3 separate regions of the Homo sapiens genome follow, and all the other regions are linked to region 2. The links are chromatin contacts, found by Hi-C or POLR2A ChIA-PET in ENCODE. All regions are on one chromosome and are shown on one strand. Each heading gives the region's core, a stretch centred on a gene start or an enhancer-like site at or near the end of the contact. The rest is flanking DNA. Distances are from core to core; before and after follow the strand shown. Region 1 overlaps RFX3 (regulatory factor X3). Region 2 overlaps RFX3 (regulatory factor X3). Region 3 overlaps RFX3 (regulatory factor X3).

What was found. A loop is a pair of places that touch in the nucleus more often than their neighbours do. ChIA-PET counts read pairs that join two places held with the same protein, here RNA polymerase II (POLR2A). Pooled maps may share reads with other maps.
Region 1: a map with no recorded cell type shows a loop between it and region 2 (5-fold over the local background). The contact joins two enhancer-like sites. A Hi-C loop is called at or near these places in 8 of 37 single-sample maps with no recorded cell type and 4 of 50 pooled maps. POLR2A ChIA-PET finds 5 or more read pairs at or near these places in 1 of 52 experiments (WTC11).
Region 3: a loop to region 2 is called in a map with no recorded cell type, with 4 times the contacts of the local background. The contact joins two enhancer-like sites. A Hi-C loop is called at or near these places in 5 of 37 single-sample maps with no recorded cell type and 9 of 50 pooled maps. POLR2A ChIA-PET finds 5 or more read pairs at or near these places in 1 of 52 experiments (activated T-cell).

What each region holds. Positions count from the first base shown.
Region 1 is chr9:3,297,423-3,301,668 of GRCh38, reverse strand. RFX3 (regulatory factor X3) reads left to right here. Exons shown (of 17, transcript NM_001282116.2): 5 at 49-123. Among named protein-coding and RNA genes, the nearest start is that of LINC01231, 120 kb to the right of the region's middle. Within about 2 kb of position 1,633, at least 3 of the 41 ENCODE cell types and tissues checked have a DNase peak (open chromatin) inside an H3K27ac peak, as active enhancers do.
Region 2 is chr9:3,477,104-3,481,122 of GRCh38, reverse strand. All of the region lies in intron 1 of RFX3 (regulatory factor X3), which reads left to right. Among named protein-coding and RNA genes, the nearest start is that of RFX3, 47 kb to the left of the region's middle. RefSeq lists enhancers at 2,581-2,630, 1,653-2,852. Within about 2 kb of position 2,467, at least 7 of the 41 ENCODE cell types and tissues checked have a DNase peak (open chromatin) inside an H3K27ac peak, as active enhancers do.
Region 3 is chr9:3,238,062-3,242,419 of GRCh38, reverse strand. All of the region lies in intron 15 of RFX3 (regulatory factor X3), which reads left to right. Among named protein-coding and RNA genes, the nearest start is that of LINC01231, 59 kb to the right of the region's middle. Within about 2 kb of position 1,564, at least 2 of the 41 ENCODE cell types and tissues checked have a DNase peak (open chromatin) inside an H3K27ac peak, as active enhancers do.

The DNA.
Region 1 (4,246 bases), core at 384-2,883, 180 kb after region 2:
TATTACTATCTTGTCTTGAGCCCTTTTTTTAATGACATCTATTATCAGATTGAAATGGCGATTGAGACGCTGCAAAAGTCTGACGGTCTGTCCACTCACAGAAGCTCTCTTCTCAACAGCCATGTAAGTTGCCTCTTCTTCATGTACACTAATCTCTTGCTTGTTCTGCATGTGTTGCTTGCCTCTAAATGCTTGTTTTATTTATTTACTTATTTATTTTGCTTCTTAACCTTCCCTTCTCAGCCCCTTATGATCTCTGTGTCATTTAATGGCTATTTTGTACAGTGAAATATCCAAAAAATAGAGTCTCCAGTATAATTTATTAGGTTTCTGTACTCTTTGGGTACAGATATAATATTTTCGAGTTAGTAACAAGTTGCCATGTATTTGTACAAAGTAATAATAGTGATTTTCAATATTTAAAATGTTCCAGTTTGATATTTATTTACTATGAAGCAAATACTTGTAATCTGCATCTCTGTCAAACAGCCATGTCTACTTGCGTGACCAGTAATGTTCTTTAAGTAGAAAAAGGATGATTAATGTGAAATCCAATGATAAACTGTTTGAAAATGATTTGTTTACCAGTAAGACTATGTAAGGTGGGCAGTAAACAACCCCATAGTTGAATTCAGGTCCTAAGACCTAAAGAGAAGTAAAAGTGAACCAAAAGAAAAAGTGAGACTGTCTACAAGCCATAAATTGCTAATAATTGAGATAAAACTACCATTACTATGCCCTGAAGCTGTTTCCTGTTATCAGATGCAGATATCACTATGACACTGGTAAGTGTAAGAAGGGTGATGATAGTTTTGTGAAATTATAAACATTTTTATCAGCTGTTCTCATGTGGGAAACCAATGAAAATGCTGAATAAAAATTTGTTTTGTTAAGATGATTTCTGAATATATGGAAAAAAGTAAATAGACCCATGGTGTAAATTCATTTTAGATATATCTTCTGCTAACTTAACATTAGTGACATTTTAGTTTAGAATTTTCTCCCACAACTGACAATTTGTTCTTAAATTTAGGGATAAAGTATTATGACTTCTTATTTCTTTTTCATATTTTATAACTGAAAAGCTCGATATTGGATCACCCAAATAAGACCATTTTTTTCAATAAACCTAAAACTTTTACTCATAGAAAATGTTTTAACTGTGTTTTTTTTAAGTATTTGATCTTTGAAAAATTTTAATTTTATATCTTAAAATAGCACTAATTACCTCCTTATGTTCTTACACTTTGTTTTTAGATGGGGTATTTTGTCTTGTTTCTTTTTTCAAAGGAAAGTATCATGGAAAACAAAACCAGGTTAGCCAACTTGGAGAATGCCTATAAATTTGGTGACAAATTATACATACAAACTTAAACATGATAGTATATATTCTGGCCCTTCCTTTTGAAAGAGTTTAAGAAATATAAGTTTTTTCATTTCTGAAAATTGGTATTTAGTATGTCACTCTTTTATGTTTCGTAAGTATATTCCTGCTATGTTGGCATGTATCTGTGATTGCATTAAAGGCTGATTTCCTGTATACTACTAGGCTGTGTGTGTCCGGGGGGTGATGATTAACTTATATTTATGCTTTGAAAATGGGAAGTGAAATTGTTCTTCCTTTTAGTCACAAATGTGCAAGGACATAAGAAAAAAAAAAACCTGAAGTTTCCAGTTACCTGTTTCAGCTTTCAGACTTCCAAGTTGTGCTTTCATATTCAACTCAGGGTTCATTTTTACTTGACATGAATAACTTAGTAAAATATGTTATATGTTTAATTTTAAATTTAACTTCAGTTATTCATCTTAGTATTTTTATGAACAATAATGGAAGTATAAGAACATGTTTCTTATATATTTTAAAAATGTATTTGTTGATTTGTTTGAAGCTTTTCAACTGTTAGAGATTTTTAACAATTATTTTTCTTTATAGAATTCATGAAAGAATGTTTAAGATTAATAAATGTTTGAATTAAGCTGCATAAACAATGACAAATATTTATTACTTCATGGCTTCATTTTTTTTATTACATAATATGTCTGATCTTCCATACTGCTAACAACTCCCAGAGACACTTCAGTATGTGGAAAGAGTGGGCGCAAATGTTGATTGTGCAGTGGTAATCTTTCTCCAACTATCCTGATTCATTTTTATTACACCTTGAGGCACAGTGAAGTTCATTCAAAAATATATTTATAGTCAAATATTTAGAAACAAAAATGATTCTACGGATGGTTTATAAACAGTGGAGAAAGGATCAGTGCTTCTACTGACTGATCAGTGAGGTTAGTTTCTTCCTAAACACAGAAAAAGATCCTGTTGTCTTTTTCCTCCCTGGAAAGTTGATGATGCTTTTAATGTTTCTGAGATTTATCAAAAACAACTGGAATTTGCTAGTGCATGCATTCTGGTTGATAACTATTTGCTAAAAGTATTTTACATTCTGTGAATTTAACTGGTGTTTTTATGTTGTGTAGAATTTTTTCAGTGGAGAGATGGAGTTTTTTAAAAAAATTGTTGTTAATATTTTAAATGTTAGTAAACTATGTTACCTTTATTTCTCACTATATGGGGCATAATATAGAATTATTTGAGGTTTGTGGGATTCTTTAAGGTGAACATGAATTCCGCTTTATGATGATTAGTTCCCTGATTTATCACTGTCTCCAAAGGATCAATTTTATTATGTAAAAACATTGGGAGAAATTATTGATAATAATTTGCATCCCGTATTTTACCTGTTTCTAAGGAGAGGTGTTAATCATGACTTTTGGGTGAAAAGTCTATTCTCATTCTATTTTGGAATATGGATAAGCAAAGACTTCCTATTTTCTGTTTCTGTATTTGCTTATTCACAGTAATTTTAAAAACTCTTATTAGGACTAAATAAGATAAATAATCCCCTCAGCAGAATCCAACTTGATTGCTTTGCTTTACACCTTTCCACACTTTAGAAGATGGGGTGAGGTATTGAATTTTCTACCCCATTTTCAACATATTCTTAAGAGAATTAACATGGTGGGAGTTATTTTAGTACCAGCATCTCTAATAGGCATTTAGTAAGTATTTATTGCAAGTGGTAGTTCCAAGAAAGTAAGGATTTTTGTATGTTTTGTTCACCAGTGCATCCCTAGTGCCTAGAACAGTGCCTGGTACATAGTAGATACTCACTAAATATTTGCTGAATGAATAAAAAGAAACAATAGAAGGGATCAGGCCTTATGTTACCTTCATTATTTAGGAATTCTAGGATGCCTTTGCCAATCATGTGTACATTTATTGTATTGTTTCTTTTCAAGTTTGCTTCAAGTAGATATATATGTGAACATCGTTGGTAAAGGGTGGTCTTCTTCTGGTATACCATCTGAGTAAAGAATGTATGGTCACTCAATTATTTCTCTATATGCAGCCTTCAGTTTAAGAGTAAATAACTCTTTTTTTCCTCTAAACAATCTCATCTTTTAAAAAGATCTTGCCAAGAGTGACTTTGTTTTTCTCCTGGTATTTTAGAATGGTACTTTAGATTTGGTTTTACAGAATTCTATTAGTCTAATAATTTTTTATTTAAATATTTTTGTTTCTAATTTTTTTATATATGAAGATGCTACAGTATGAGATGTATAGTCTGCCTAAATGAAATTAAAATATTTAATTCTTTTCATTGCAGACAAGATTATTTTATACTTTTTCTTGGTGTTAATTAATATGAATTAGTATTTAATGGTTGTGGTGTGTTCACTTATTTACAAACTACTTATTTTACATTGTAAATTTGAATTCAGAAATGTTGTTAATTGTTCCCAATAATCGCATGAAATTTAAGGTTGTACATTTCTTTAAAATTCCATTTAAAGTTTATGAAAAGCTCTAGCCGTCTATTTTATGTACTTCTCACAATCTAGCAAATAATTATTTCCTGTTGTTTGCTGGTTTTAGCTACCAAAATACATTTAGCTCAAAGCAAAACCTTGTTTTTTACTCACTTTTCCTTGACTTTGCTGTATTGTAAATATAAGTTATTACAGAAATAAGGCCTGTCAAAATGCATATCGTTAGTAAACTGAACTTAAAATGAATCCTGATGGGTAATAATCCATCTGGGAAAAAATGACAAATGTTACATTTAGATGTTAATTGGGCAATGCAATATTTATTTCTTTTTATTTGTCAATCAGGATTTCCCTTTGGGAAAAACAGGAACCATTCATCTTTAGTCTATCTTGATTAATACAGATTAAATGCAAA
Region 2 (4,019 bases), core at 1,218-3,717:
TTATAGATTATCCAAAGTAACCAACAGCACCTGACATATAATTGGACAATAATAAATTGTAGTTAGTGTTATTATTCTTCATAGTAACAAAACATAATGTAATTTTAGCTTGCTATTATATATAATATTGCTGTGGTAGTCATTTAGCATATAGGGTAATTGATGATGGTTATAATTTTATTAATAGGGAGGAGAATGGAGCCTAGCTAGGTTGATTATACTTACCATCCTGTCAGCTAAATAATATTTCCTTATATTTGTATAGCAGTTTACAGCTTTCAAAGCTCTTATTTATTCTACAGCGTTCCTCTAAGACAGGCAGGGCATGTATAATTTTTCCTGTTTTACAATACAGCAGCTGAAGCTTAGAGAGATTAATTGACTTGTCTAAGGTCATATGGCTTTTAAGTGATTAACAGGTTCCACTTATAATTAAGATTCCTGGTGAACGTAGATTGACTCTCATTGTGGGAAAGAACAGAGAATAGAATCTGACTATAATTGCTCAGTCTTCAAGCTTTAGCCATTTTATAGTTTCTTGTGGTTGTGTCCATTCCAGTCATCTGAACATTGGCCTGAATGTTTTAGTTGTCTATTACATTGATGGCATTCATGCTCGTGTGAAGTCACTTTCCTTTCAGTTTGGGTTGGGCCTGTAGCTTGTTTTAACAAAGAGAATGCAAAGGGATTAAAGCTCTTCCAGGTCTGGGTGCAAAAAGGCCCGACAACTTATGCTTTTGTGTTTTCGAGAGAGAGGATCATCATGTAAGAATCTGACCGTTCTCCTAGAGAGACCCAGTGGAAAAGAGGCCACATGGAGAGGGAGAATTTCTGAGATTACATGGAGAGAGATGCTTAGCCATGCTAGTATCCTAGCTGATCTCATTTCTCACCTGCTGGCTGAAAGCAGTAGTATGAATGACCACCAGCAAGATGACTGTAAGAACTGCCTAGTTGAGCCCTGCTCAGATTGCAGAATTATGACCAAATAAAATGGTGGTTGTTGTGCCAGTAAGTTTTGGGGTGGTTTGTTACACAACAAAAGAAAAGCAAAAGAAACATGCGACAATATTCTTGAAAATAAAAGCCTTGCTAAAAGATGTTTACTTTTCTCGGCCTACCTTGACAGTTTTGGTCTTTCCTTGGCTTGCCAATACCAGCTAACAAAAGAGAAATAGTAATGAACAACTCTTTTCTCTTCCAGAAGCCCGCGATTTTGGCCTATACTTGGGTGAATCTGAGGTAAACTCAATCTCTGTTCTGAGTCTCTTCAGAGAAATCTCAAGAGATAGGGTTGCCTCCTAAGTCAAGTATCTGATTCTTCTTTTCTGTCGATTTCCCACTTCCAGTTTTCTGTGGTTTTAAAAAAATTTCTTACTATCAGAGTATAGTTGGTTTTGGCCTCAGTCAGCCAAGTAAGACAAGATGGACTAGGCTTTCCTCCTCACTTTTACTTGTTTCTGTTGTCCCCAAAAGATTTGAGAGGCCGTTTAGGACTGAGAGTGGCTCTGAGACCAGTAATCACCTTTGTTTTTGATGATTCACATATTAGTTAACAGGAAAGATGTGATAAATTGTTTATGCAGTTTATTTTTTCCTGTCTCACAGATCTGTTTCACTCTCATTTAAGTACTGAAATACAGATTTTTTTCATAAGTTTCTATTAGAGATAAGAATCAGTGATCTAAAAATTTTAAGTATATTTTTAAAAAATCAAACTAAGTGAGGGTTTGTTTTTTTTGGTTAAGATCTTTTTGTCCTGAAAATTATAAATTCAGAATATTACAGAACTTGATCAACTTCCAGAATGGTGGAGTGAGGGCCTCAGTGAATTTGTGCTGCCTATACAACAACAAAAATATGGGTAAAATAATGAAAATCAGCCATTTTAGAATTCTGGCAATTAAGCAGGAGTATGAATTGAAAATCATCTGTCCAAGAGAAAACTAGTGAATCTTGGGAAGACCAGTGGGGTCTGCGATATTTTAACTTGGGGTTATTCTCATCTCTCTCTCCAGCTTAGTGGTGTAGCTAAAAGCTGGCAGTATTGCAGACAATGGAGAGAGCTGACCACTTCTGGAGCCCCATTGAAGGCACTATCCCCAGAGCACAGTTAATATTTTGTCCCAACTTGCAGCTCCCTGGGAAAACTCTTTTCAGAGAGAGTGGCTGGATATTTGATTTGACTCTGAACTCAGCTCAGTTGGGGGAAGAAAAAGCTTACCCCCAGGGCATTACTGAAACAATAGCAAACTGTTGGCAAAATGTCAATTGCCTAAGGCTGTGATTTCAGTTGAGGCAAAGGAAGAATCTGGCCAGGAATTTAAAAGGAAAGTCTGGAGAACTAGCCAACTATAGGGAACTTTGGAAAGCTCTGGCATATTCCTGGGTATTTAAAAGGCTGTACAATGTGCAAGTCTGTACACATGCCCGGAAATGACCTGGGAAAGGAGAATGTCACCTCTGACTGATCTTGAGGCACTGTGTAAGCAGGAAGTGAAAATCAGTGCTATTTGTAAGCTTCCTGAAGTTTGAAGGTATGACTTCTCATGAAGATTTCTTTGGCAAAAGGTAGAAGACATATAGGCAAAGCATTTAAGGAAATCTTTTAAATGATCATTGGTTGACTACTACATTTTACTGGTCCAGGTATGACTTCTTGGAAGCCAGGCTTACAAATAAAAACAAGATCCTAAAAAAAAAAAAAAAAAAAGTTCTAGCAGAGAACTCGGTGGCCACACACTACGGGGAATACAGGATCTGTAAAATTCGTTCATGAAAGTACTAAAGAATCAGCATCAAGAAAAACAACACACTGATGATTAAAAAATTTAGGGGAATAATGTGGAGCAATCTGATATGAGATTTGTTAAAATATATTACCTAAAATGTTCAGTTTTAACAAAAATTGAGAAATGCAAAGAAACAGGAAATAAAACACACAGAGACAAATAATAAAAAACGAACAAAAAAAGTCCCTGTGGGAGCCTAGATTTTAGACTTTGTAGTCTTTAAGTTAGCTATTACAAATACATTCAAAGAACTAAATGAAACCATGTCTAAAGAATTAAAGGGAAGCATCAGAATGGTGTTTCACCAGAGAAAGAGTATCAATAAAGATAGAAATTATTAAAAAACAAGGAAGTTCTGGAGCTTAAAAGTATAATAACTGAAATGAAAAATTCACTAGAGGAGCTCAACAACAGATATAAATTGGCAAATGAAGGAATCTTTTAACTCGAAGTTAGGTCAATAGAGATTGTTCAATGTGAGGATCAGAAAGAAAAATGAACAGAGTCTCAAAAGACTTATGTGACTCCATTAAATGTTGTGCCAACATGGACATTATAGGATTCCCAGAAGATGAGAATGAGGCAGAAAGAATATTTAAAAAAAAATGGCAGAAAACTTTCCAAACTTGCTGAAAAATATTACTCTGTGCTACACATCCAAGAAGCTCACTGTAATCCAAGTTGAATAAGCCCAAAGTGATCCATACCTAGACCCATCATAGTTGAATTTAAAGAAAAATCTTGAAAGTAGCAGGAGAAAAATGACTTGTTACAAGGAATCCTCAATAGGCTTAATAGCTGACTTACGAGAAACCCTGGAGGCTAGAAGACATTTTCAACATTGAAAGTAAAAGACTGTCAACCAGTAATTCTCTATTTAGCTAAACTTTTCTTCAAAACTGAAAGTGAAATTAAGACGTTTCCAAATAGATAAAAACTGAAAGGATTCTCACGAACTCTAAGAAATGTTAAAGGGAGTCTTTCAGGTTGAAATGAAAGGACACTTAATGGTAAATTTTAATCCGTGTGAAGAAATAAAGAGGAATGGTTAAAGGTAACTACAGGCATTATGAAAGACATGTACAAATAGATTGAATAATAGATTGAAGTTTTTGTTAGGGATAGGCTCTAAATCCATGTCTTTTGTATAGTATAAATTGTGATTCTGTATTGGAATTATACTTTGCTGTCTGGAGAAGTGTTTATAAAAGTAATGAAAATTTTGGT
Region 3 (4,358 bases), core at 315-2,814, 240 kb after region 2:
AGGAAAAAAAAAAACAATCATGGAAGAGTAGTGGCTTAGAAAATGTAAGGAATACTTGTCAAAAATTATACTGTTGATTGTTATTTAGAGTGAAGCTTATTATTTACTATATTAGTATTTTTCCAATTGAGGGCAGGCCTTGTGCCAATCCCTATTCTAGATGTCTTACATTCTTATTTGATACTGATTGAAACCTTGCAAAAGATGTCTCAGTATCCCTATTTCACCAGTGAGGAAAAGAGAAATTGAAAGTTGCCCCAAATCAAAACTAGCAAGTGGTAGAACTAACTTTAGAAAGTAGGACTGCCTCACTTCAAATAGTCAAATGGGATGGGCTTAATCTATCTTTCAGTTTTTCACCATATAAATTATTATAGTTTCAAAATAGGGATTATGTGCAACTCCCCCAAACACACAAACACATAGACACACATTTTCTCTCTGACAATCACAAGCCAGGTGCCTAGCTTAAAAGTTTTTATTACTTTGTTTCAGAGTTTTTTTTCCTCTGCCTTACAGGATGCCTCTTAATACGCTTGCCATCTTTTCCCCTTGCACTTTTTGTTAGTAGATATTTAGAATATGAAAACTAAATGGAATATTAGTCTAAGCAAATTGCATTTGGAAAACTAAATCTGCCGGAAAAGAACAAATTACACCCTACAGCTCCTGTACACCCATCCTGAGACCAGACCTAAATCAAACATTTTTTTAAAGAAGTCGTAGTTTGGTTTTAGTTGTAAATCTGCTCATCTACATTAGCACAATTTCTGACAACTTGAAAATAAATTATAGAAGTGACCCCAAAGTTCCAGAGAATTGGCTCCGTGTCCCATTTTTTCTTCCTTGTTCCTGGTTTGTCATTCTGTTCATTTCTCTTCTTGGATTTGAGAAAGGAATCTGTTGACTCAGCAGCCCAGGGCTGCGGTTCTTTCTCTCTGGGATCCCTGCTCATTAGCTTCCTATGCGTGGCTTTCTTCCCTGCTGGCTCTGGGCTATAACCTCTCCTCTCATCCTCTTCAGGGAATGGAGAAAATTTGCTTATAACTGTGATCTAAACATAATCATGCAATAGGTACCCTAAAAATACTCAAGGAAGGAAGTACAAAGGACAGACTACCAATTGATAGGACGTCTTCTTGGATTTCATGATTGATACATTAGATTTCTTTACTCTGGGCAAAAAAAAAAAAAACAAAAAACTCCTAGACCAAAAAGTGTACCTTCTCCTTAGAAAGTGCCTGTCAATACTATTTCAGAGAAATACTATGAAGTTGGACTTTTGTGGGTGCTTACGACAGCAATTTCCCTAAAGAGCTTAGAAGTGGGGAAATAAACCAAAATAGAAGTTGAAGACTTTTTAAAATATTTCAAGGACTAAAATGGTCACTGTAGACATCAGGAAAGAAATCTCAGCACACAGTCCTCTTCAGCAAAGTCCACCGCTAAGTTATTTGTTTAGTAAAGAGTTTGTCAGGTAGCACTGCAGCTATTTGGGCAGACCCAACCAGAGAAAAAGATTCCCTGGCATAGAGTAAGCATGACGGTGCCACCTACTGGCCACTTTGCCACACTCTGTCATCCTGTGCCTAGCCCAAGTGGCTCTTGGCTTTGACACTGTCTTTATGGTGGTTTTGCTCTCAACCACAGGTGAAGATAGTGGTTGCTGGCCCCCCTGATAAATAAATAACTCTTGTTTGGGATAGGCAAATTCCTAAACTCACAGGAATTGTTTTCTTTCTTTATACCATCCTTGTATAAAATATACTACCATAAAATGTCATAAAAATTAGAGATTCTCTGCAAGAATATGGGCCTTATGTGATGATAATACAAGCACTTCAAACCTGATTGATGCTTGTTGTGAAGGTTTTCTTAGTACAAAGGGAACATGTTTCTACACTGCCACTCTGATTGTCTCTCCAGTTAATGATTTCCAGAAAAGAGAAGTGGTATAATCAAAATTAAGATATAGTCCTCTGATAGAATAAATTAATGCTATGCTTTCCTATTAAATAATATAGGTGTTTTCAAGGGGAGCCAGTGTTAAATTAGGAGCAAGGTTCGTTCTATTTCCCCAATAGTTTTACTTGCATAAAGGATATGCTGCCTGGCCCAACCCTGCAATTTACAGGGCCCAGGATACCATGTGTCTAAATATTTTAAAAGTTATGAATCAGACTATAAATAAAATCTGTTCTATCCACCTACCTTGACAAATATGTCTTGATAACAACTTGGAAGGCTGAGTTTGGATTTGAAATTCTGTCTCCCCTGAGTTCCATACCAGAAAATATTGACATAGACATAGCCAGCCCGTGTCGCCAGCCTCTGGCCCTAGACTGCTTCATCACTCCCCATCTTATATTATGAACAGCTTTGTGCTCAGATTTGTGGACACCTCAGCCCAGTCTTCAAGTTTTGTCTACCTTTTGCAAACAGCTGCCCCTTTTTGGCTGTCTCTTCATGCCTCTGAATGGTAGAGTTGGAGAAGAGAACTGCCAGGGCCTGGAAGGGAACTCAGAGCCACGGGGCAGGGAATTCTAGGGTCTCAGATAAGAAGAGGTGGTATGGGAGGAGGGAGGGAAGCACAGGCTCCAAGAAGTCACATCCAGCTGGCTCTGTGGACTCCTTACACTGTAGGAAAGGGACTGGCAATGGAAAACACAAAGCAGAGTTCTCCATAGTGTGGGTCTTGGGCCAAAGGCCCCTCTTGCTTTGGCCTTAATGGTGGTGTTAAATGCTCCTGTTTTTGAGGCTACTTTTCTCTTCAAAGGCAACTAAGGCCAATATTGTAATCTGAACACTTCACCGCCTGCACACTCACTTGTAAGTGTGTCTTAGACATTTAAACACAATTAGGTACACCTGTTGCTATGTCCCCAAGGCAGGCAGAAAAGCCGGAACAGTTAGAATCATGCTGCCCTGTTTACAGATTGGCCAGTAGCACACATTGCCAGGATAGCTGTCTAGCCCACAACAGCAAGACCAACAGCCACTGCGGGCAGGATTTGCCCACGTGTGGAGCAAACTGCCAGAGATCTTGGCCTTCTTAGCAGGTTTCAATAAAAACTATTTAAAGATACATAGAAAAGTACACATACACATACAAAGAAAAGTAACCAAGGAACACAAGGTTTTACCAAATGGAATGTTGTTAATCCTTGCAAATATTATAAAACTAGAAATTAAAGTCAGCAACCTTTTCCTCGCTTGCAAAACCATGTATCAGTGCTAAATGCAGAATGCTTTGATTTATTTGGTTCTTGTTTGGGAGACATTTAAGGAAAATAATAATGCTCTGGACTCCTTATATTGAAATTTCAAGATGTTTCTTTTCACCATCAAAAACATCCAGAATAGCTGCCATTACCTACCTTTTTTGAATCAGTTTTATTATCTCTGTTTTTTTTTTTTTTCTTTGAGATGGAATTTTGCTCTTGTTGCCCAGGCTGGAGTGCAATGGTGATCTCGGCTCACTATGACACAGCCTCTGCCTCCCGGGTTCAAGCGATTCTCCTGCCTCAGCCTCCCGAGTAGCTGGGATTATAGGCATGCGCAACCACGCCCAGCTAATTTTGTATTTGTATTTTTAGTAGAGACGGGGTTTCTCCATGTCGGTCAGGCTGGTGTCAAACTCCCGACCTCACGTGATCCGCCTGCCTCGGACTGATCACTTTTATTAAGTAACGTTAATAGAATTGAAATCACAGGAAATTGCAGAGCTATATATTATTTGTAAAATTCAGAATGTTGCAAAGTTCAAGTTAAGTATGGAATGCTGAAAAGAGAAGCATTGAGTCAGGAAGTTCCAAATCTGCGTGTGAACAATCTTCCTGATTCTCTAAAAAGGGCTTTAAAGGGCCTATTTCTTCATTGACTTCTTTGAAGAACAGAGAGAAACACTCGGGTTAGGCCAAGGTTTACATGCTGATAACTCATCTAAGTTCATCAGCTATTTCCAGTTGTGTAATCACCCCCATTCCAGCAAACACATGCACACACAAGCACTTCATCCCTTCTCAGGCCAGCCCTTCTCATGGTATTTGCTGGCTTGAATCATAAATGGCTTGATCAGTGCATAAACCGACTTCCAGCTCCAGTCCTAGTTTGAGTTTACAGTGTCAACCTGACGTCAAAGCCCACTTTACCCTTCCATTCTTAGACTGTGCTTCCTGGAATCCCACTTAGCTAGAGGCATTTATTTCATTTTAAAATCACCATCTTATGACCTTATTATTAAATGGAATTTTACTGTTTTATCGATAGTATTTGAAAATTGAGTTTTAAAGATAATGTGACACGGTAGAAGCACTGTTCTAGGTCCCTCTGCAAACACGAACAAATTCAGTCCTCAC